Linked DNA regions of Homo sapiens: region 2 is linked to region 1. The links are chromatin contacts, found by Hi-C or POLR2A ChIA-PET in ENCODE. All regions are on one chromosome and are shown on one strand. The core of a region is the stretch at or near the end of the contact, and the rest is flanking DNA. Distances in the headings are between cores, read along the strand shown. Region 1 overlaps ADCY3 (adenylate cyclase 3). Region 2 overlaps EFR3B (EFR3 homolog B).

What was found. A loop is a pair of places that touch in the nucleus more often than their neighbours do. ChIA-PET counts read pairs that join two places held with the same protein, here RNA polymerase II (POLR2A). Pooled maps may share reads with other maps.
Region 2: a loop to region 1 is called in a pooled map, with 4 times the contacts of the local background. The contact joins two enhancer-like sites. A Hi-C loop is called at or near these places in 1 of 37 single-sample maps with no recorded cell type and 4 of 50 pooled maps. POLR2A ChIA-PET finds 5 or more read pairs at or near these places in 1 of 52 experiments (H1).

Annotation. Positions count from the first base shown.
Region 1 is chr2:24,859,806-24,863,405 of GRCh38, forward strand. The region is part of intron 3 of ADCY3 (adenylate cyclase 3); the gene reads right to left. Among named protein-coding and RNA genes, the nearest start is that of ADCY3, 59 kb to the right of the region's middle. Within about 2 kb of position 1,931, at least 5 of the 41 ENCODE cell types and tissues checked have a DNase peak (open chromatin) inside an H3K27ac peak, as active enhancers do.
Region 2 is chr2:25,127,346-25,130,945 of GRCh38, forward strand. EFR3B (EFR3 homolog B) reads left to right here. Exons shown (of 23, transcript NM_014971.2): 6 at 838-987; 7 at 2,630-2,764; 8 at 3,207-3,285. Among named protein-coding and RNA genes, the nearest start is that of POMC, 39 kb to the right of the region's middle. Within about 2 kb of position 1,790, at least 3 of the 41 ENCODE cell types and tissues checked have a DNase peak (open chromatin) inside an H3K27ac peak, as active enhancers do.

The DNA.
Region 1 (3,600 bases), core at 681-3,180:
TGTGCAGTCCCCCAAGACCTGAATGGAAACCCACCCAGCGTCCACCTCAGCTGTCTCCCCAGGATCCCAAGGGTGAAGATGGGGATGGCTTTCTACCCTAGACCCTGTGCAGTCTGCCCTGGGCTCTCCCTCTACGTGCCCTGGCTGCAGCATCCTCCTGTCTGAGGGTGGGCACTGTGGACAGTCCTCACCTCCGAGGGAGGACCAGGCACAGGGCCAGTTAACCACACAGGACGCGTGTGAAGGAAGCATAGGCCTGCCCCTGTCATCCCTCCATCTTCCCACATCCTCCGTCAACCATGTTCCGATCCCTGGGAAGTGATTCTGAGTATGATTCAGAGAGGCTCAGTTTTGTAGCTCCACCTGGCAGCAGGTGTGTGCTGAGTGGGTTTTCTGGGTGCCGCCTGTTGCCAGGTGGCGGCTGGGGTGCTTAGCAACCCTCAAGGTCCCCAACTAACCCCTGAAGTGTGGTCACATGGGAATAAAGACAAACAACTCCAGTTCTGTCCTCTGGGCCTCCTGCTCTACCCTCACATGCCCACAGAGCCGGGAGGCTGGACCAAGGTCAGCATGCACCCTGGCGGCCCCGCACCACAGGGAAGCGCCATGGCACTGCCTGCGAAGCCAGATATGTGTTCGGCAGAGGCAAAGAGGACGCTTCGCATGCCAGGGCTGCACCAAGAGCTCCAAATCCACAAGGCCTCAGGGCAGGGCAGGCTCCACTACCTCCCTGAAGGAGACTGGAGCCAGGGAGGTTAAAGCAGCAAAGCCACTGGAATCTGAGACCCTTGCCATTACCCAAATGCTCTGTTGCCTCAATGCACCCTTTGACATGTGGACATGCTCACCCCAGTGAGGAGGCAGAAAGGGATGCCTGTGCTTGAGGGACTGTGCCGCCTCACCCTCCTGGACCATGGCTGGCTGCCCACCCATCTGGGAGTTGACTGTCATTAGGAGGCTGGTCATCTTCATAACAGAAGGTACAACTTCCCAGGGGATGGCAAGAGAGAGAGCGGGCTCAGGTCACCAGCGCATCCCTACACCTCACTTCACAGCAGAGGAGGAAGCTGAGGCCCAGCGAGGAGACACCTGCTGGGACAGCCACATGGCCAGGGCTGCCCTTCAGCCGCACACTCTTAAGGCAGCTTAGAAAACAAGATAAATAGCCGAGCATGGGGCTCACGACTGCAATCCCAGCACTTTGGGAGGCCAAGGCAGGCAGATCACTTGAGATCAGGAGTTTGAGACCAGCTTGGCCAACATGGTGAAACCCCGTCTGTACTAGAAATACAAAAATTAGCTGTGTGTGGTGGTGGGCACCTGTAGTCCCAGCTACACGGGAGGCTCAGGCAGGAGAATCGCTTGAACCTGGGAGGTGGAGGTTGTAGTGAGCCAAGATCGTGCCACTGCACTCCAGCCTGGGCGAAAGAGTGAGACTCCATCTCAAAAAAAAAAAAAAAAAAAGATAAGAGCACCTGACCAAATAAAAAGTGAGACATGGACCCTGGGCACTCAATTCTGGAAGGAGGCCCCTTTTTTGCAGAGGGTAGATTAACGATTGTTTTTATAGGAGACACTCATAATTTTTTTAAATGGAGAATTTTCTTAAAAAAGACATTAAGCACACATGTAAGTAAGGGATGGCCTGCTCTGACACTGACCTCAAATGGCTCTTTGGAGCCACTTCCAAACCAGGTTCTGTTTCCTCTCATACCAGGACTGTCTGCGGCCCTTTCCAAAGTGTTTTTCCATCTATTATCTCATTTTTATTCTCATGAGGAGCTTTTACAGGAGGAAAGTGAAACGGGGTCATGCAGCCTCTAGTACCGGCCTGCACTCAGCTCCGAAGACCCGTCAGCTGATGTTTCTGAAACGTCAAATCAGCCCAGAGCCCACGCCACTCCCAACGTCAGCCCCAATGCCTTGGGAGGGAGTGACCTCTGTCCTGGCTGGAAGAGAGAAGGGGAAGGATGCACAGGCCCCAGCCAGCTCCCATCCTACCTCACCACCCTGACTTCAGCCGGTGCCTCCCCAGGGGCTGGGGGCCAGCGTGACGGCATCTTGGAGCCCCAAAGGGCTTCATGGTTTTTAGACTCCCCTCTGCCTTATTTCATGTGATTCCCAAACTATCCCCTAACAATGGTATTATTTTTAATCCCATTTTCAGAAAATTAAACTAAAGACCAGAGAGGTAAAGTACCAACACCACACAGAGAAAGCCAGGGCTCACAGTCCCCCAAAAACGCTGGCAGAGGCTGTGGATGCAAATCCAGGTCCAAGATGACCAGCGGGGTCATCCCTCCCCAACCCCCAGTACAGACAGGTATCCACCACAAGGTGAGGCTGGAGCATAGGACTGTGGGACTGTGCTAGGGTCTGGGTCCCTTGTCCTCACGTGCAAGGCCTGTCCCAGGGCTCACCAGGTCCCTTTCTATCTGGTTTTAAAAATCAATCTCGGTAGCCGGGCGCGGTGGCTCACGCCTGTAATCCCAGCACTTTGGGAGGCTGAGGTGGGCGGATCACGAGGTCAGGAGATCGAGACCATCCTGGCTAACACGGTGAAACCCCGTCTCTACTAAAAATACAAAATATTTGCCGGGCATGGTGGCGGGCACCTGTAGTCCCAGCTACACGGGAGGCTGAGGCAGGAGAATGGCGTGAACCCGGAAGGCGGAGCTTGCAGTGAGCCGAGATCGTGCCACTGCACTCCAGCCTCGGGGACAGAGCGAGACTCCGCCTCAAAAAAAAAAAATTAATTAATTAAAAAAAATAAAAACAAATAAAAATCAAGCTCGGGTCCCAAGTTTTCTTTTGGGGGAAGATGTTGCGGAACTAGCTAGAGGTGGTGGTGGCACAACATGGTGAGTGTACTAAACCACTTTCAAGGGGTTTCATTTTAGCTCTATAAAAAAGAAAAAAAAATGAAGCAAACCTGAGTTTTTCTAACTGCATATCTAATTTATAATACCATATTCATTTTTAAAAATTATTTTTCAAAAAAAGTCCCAGATTAAGGGAGGTTTTGGTGGCCTCTTCTACTTTTCTATATCTTCAAAATTGTATCCAACAATCATATGATGGTAGAGAGTTTGAGTGTCTATGTGCAGGCACTGTGCAATAACTACTTAACACTTATCTCCCCTAAGGCCATAGGAGAGGGGCAGAGACTCTGGTACTTGGCTCTCAGCTGCTATACTATGTGAGAGGAAGGTGTTACATTTATAATCTCTTAATCAGGATAAAACATGGCTAGGACACTCTCAAATATCAGGACCAAAAAAAAGGCTTGAAGGAATATGCCTCTGTGATGGTTAATACTAAGTGTCAACTTGATTGGATTGAAGGATACAAAGTATTGATCCTGGGTGTGTCTGTGAGGGTGTTGCCAAAGGAGTTTAACATTTGAGTCGGTGGGCTGGGAAAGGCAGACCCACCCTAAATCTGGGTGGGCACAATCTAATCAGTGGCCAGTTTGCTAGAATATAAACAGGCAGAAAAAGGTGAAAAGAGAGACTGGCCTAGCCTCCATACAGCCTACACTTTTCTCCTGTGCTGGATGCATCCAGCTCTCCAACAGTGGACTTGAAGTTCTTCAGTGTT
Region 2 (3,600 bases), core at 540-3,039, 270 kb after region 1:
GTGAAAAAAGCCAATACAAATAAAATATGCAATAGGTTCTTAATTCTGTTATATATTATGCACAGAAGAAAGGAATTACATCAAAATGCCAATAACAGTTATGTTTGATAACAAAGATAACAGTGGTAGTGGTGGTGGTAGTGGTAAATCTTCTCTTCTCTATACTTTTCTATGATTAGTATGTATTATTTTATAACCAGAAAAAAGGTTTTATAAAAAAGAAAGAAAGAAACTTCAGTCTGAAATAAATGGCTAGTAAAGAGGGCTCCCTCCCACAGAGCTGTGCTGACCCTGGGTTCACATAGCAGGGACTGGGGGTGTACAAAAGGGGCTCCTGCTGTGCTGTTACTCAGTTTCCCCTCTGGTTAACCCTAGCTCCAAGCCGACACCCCTTTGTGCCCAGAGAGCCTGCAGCTCTGTGCCTCTCCCTCTGGATCCGCCTCCCCCTGCCCCCGCAAGTTGCTCACAGCCTCGGATTCTGCTTCATCAGTTCTTGGCAGCGTTTTGAGCTCTTACATCTTGGGCCCAAGCTGGAACAACCCCAGCTAAGTACTAAAGATGGGGAGCTGGAGCATCCAGCACCCTAGGGCTGGAGCCCAGATGGTACCAGGGCAAGGGCAGCCTGGGAGTCTCCAAGATGATTAAAAAGACATGGCTTCCTGGGCTCATGTCTGCCAGCACCAGGAGGTCTCATGAGAGTAGCAGCTGGTCTCCATTCTGCCTTCTGATGGACAAATGTATCCCTGACTCCTAAGCTGTGCTCTTCTCTTAGCCACCGAAGCTGGACTTCTCAGGGCTAGAGGACTTCCGAGTCCCACTTCACCCTTTTCCTTACAGAATTCGAATGTCAGGCATCAAAGGCCTGCAAGGGGTGGTGAGGAAGACGGTGAATGATGAACTGCAGGCCAATATCTGGGACCCACAGCACATGGATAAGATCGTTCCATCACTGCTTTTCAATCTACAGCATGTAGAGGAGGCAGAGAGGTAAGCAGGCCGGGATGGGGCAGGACAGTAGATATAATCAACCCTCCAAGGGCTGCTTGGGAACCACATGGTTTGGGTTGGTCAGTAAAACTCAGCTACAAGGCCAGGGACATGGCTTTGTGGCTTGTTCTGCAGTGAGTCCAAAGCTGGCTCCCTAGAAGCCATGGGTCTGACTTTGTGCCAGCCCACAGTGTCCCTTAACATGTGCGTTACCGAAGGAGGACAGTGTTGGTGCTGGGCTCCCTGGTGGGTAAATCTGTTGGTAATAACACACAGAACCAAGAGTCTGGTTACCTTTGTCTCCCTGGAAGCAGGGCCAAGGAGGCTTTAAGATGCCTTTTGTGGGCCGGGCGCGGTGGCTCACGCCTGTAATCCCAGCACTTTGGGAGGCTGAGGCGGGCAGATCACGAGGTCAGGAGATCGAGACCATCCTGGCTAACACGATGAAACCGCGTCTCTACTAAAAAAAAATGCAAAAAAATTAGCTGAGCGTGGTGGCGGGCGCCTGTAGTCCCAGCTACTCGGGAGGCTGAGGCAGGAGAACGGGAGCCCGGGAGGCAGAACTTGCAGTGAGCCGAGATCGCGCCGCTGCACTTACAGCCTGGGCGACGGAGCGAGACTCCGTCTCAAAAAAAAAAAAAAAAAAAAAAAAAAAAAAAAAAAAAAAAAGATGCCTTTCATGGCTCCGATCACTGCGGACTTTCCATCTGGACCTTCCTTCCTCTGTTGCTTCCTGATGCTATTTCAGGCCCTGAAAACGTGCATGCTTGACCAGCCCGCAGCCACTCAGTAAGAGCTTGCAGATACTGGGTTTTAATCCTGGATCCCCTAAGCATGGGATTCATTCCTGTCCCTGCACCCTCATTTTTCCCCTCGGTGAAATGGAATGGGGAGAAAGGCCCACGTTGCTGTCCCACCTGGGCTATCTGTGCACTAGGCTAGTTAGGTCGGTTGATCCCAGGCTACTAGAGCTAGACTCGGGTCGACGGGGGCGGGGGCGGGGGCGGGGGCGGGGGCGGGGCGTGGGGTGGGGCGTGGGGTGGGGTGGGGTTCGTATGCCATCTGGTGGCTGTTTCTGGAATAGCATCTCACTGACAAGCTGCTGTGGTCTCTGGGCTGGGAGTCCTCCGGCTCCTGTTCTGTCCAGATGTGGGCCCACTCCCTGTGACTTGAGTATCATTGACTCTTGCCTGAGCCAACCACTGTGCCTTTCCTTTTCCCTCCCTCTCTTTCCTCTCCTTTCTTCCACTTCTGTTTTGTTTTTTGCCTCCCTTTCCTATCTTCATCTCCCATCTCCTTTTCCTTCTGAAGTCTTAGGTGCATCAAGACACACATGTTCTACACCTCACCTGGCCCATGGGGCTCAGAGCATCCTTCCCACAGTGGTACATCTGGAAATCTTTAAGGATTTCCAGAAAAAGAACTTTATCTTTTCTTCTCCGGTCTTCCCCCACTTCCCCCAGTGGGGGCTTCTTTACCCCCATTTAATTTCTGACAGCTGTGACGCCTCCCCTATTGCCTAGTGCAACCCATGTCAAATTCCTGCTTGTCTTGTGTGGATGAAACACGGAAAGCCGGGATTGTACAGAGCCTGACCCCAGCCTGCATGCCACCCTCTACCCATGTGCCTCTGTCTCCCCAGCCGGTCTCCCTCACCCCTCCAAGCACCTGAGAAGGAGAAAGAGAGCCCCGCGGAGCTGGCTGAGAGGTGTCTTCGGGAGCTGCTGGGCCGGGCTGCCTTTGGCAACATCAAAAACGCCATCAAGCCTGTTCTCATGTGAGTGCCCCCACCCACTGCCTTGGCCCCAGCCTTCAGCCTGGATGTGTTTCAGGTCCCTGGCATCTCCTGGCTGGCTGGGGGGAAGGGGATATTACAGTTGTGGTGCCGCAGCCGAGTCGATCCCTTCCCTGTGCCTGTGTTCCCTGCACTGTGACAGCAAAAGCTGCCACAGGGTGGCCAACTGCTGCCAGTAGGAAGGCACCCAACGCTAAGCAAAGGTGCCCAGCTTCACCACACACATCCACAACTGCAGAGCGCTGTCCTTGGCCTCTCTCCAGCACTGGACTGGGACTACCCCAAGGCCCTTCAGGCTTCACTTCCTCACCCGGGAACTGTGCGAGGGGCTCTGAGAAGGTGTCCCTCTGCCTCCAAGCTAATCTCTTCTCCCTAACACTGCCGGGAGTTTCATAGTTGTTCCCCCACGTTTTCTCCCTCACAGCCATCTGGATAACCATTCTCTTTGGGAACCCAAGGTGTTTGCCATCCGTTGCTTTAAAATCATCATGTACTCAATTCAGGTATGGTGGCTCCCCTGGGCCAGCCGGATCCCAGGACAAAGGCCTCTCTAGAAGCTAGACGGGTGCTAAAATAGAAAGCCAGAAGTCCCCTGTGACTCCTCCGAAGCCCCCAGTTGCCGAAACCAGTGCTGCTTAAGCTAGCTGTGGAGAAGGGCCGGCTGATTTTATTTCCAGTACATCACAGACCAATACTTTTATAAAATACAATTAAAACAAATAATTTCTAGAAAAATTAAATAAAAAACTCATGCAAAATGCAAGCCTACAGATCACACCCTTGGCTGCTACAGCATTGACAAATTGTTTACTAAACAC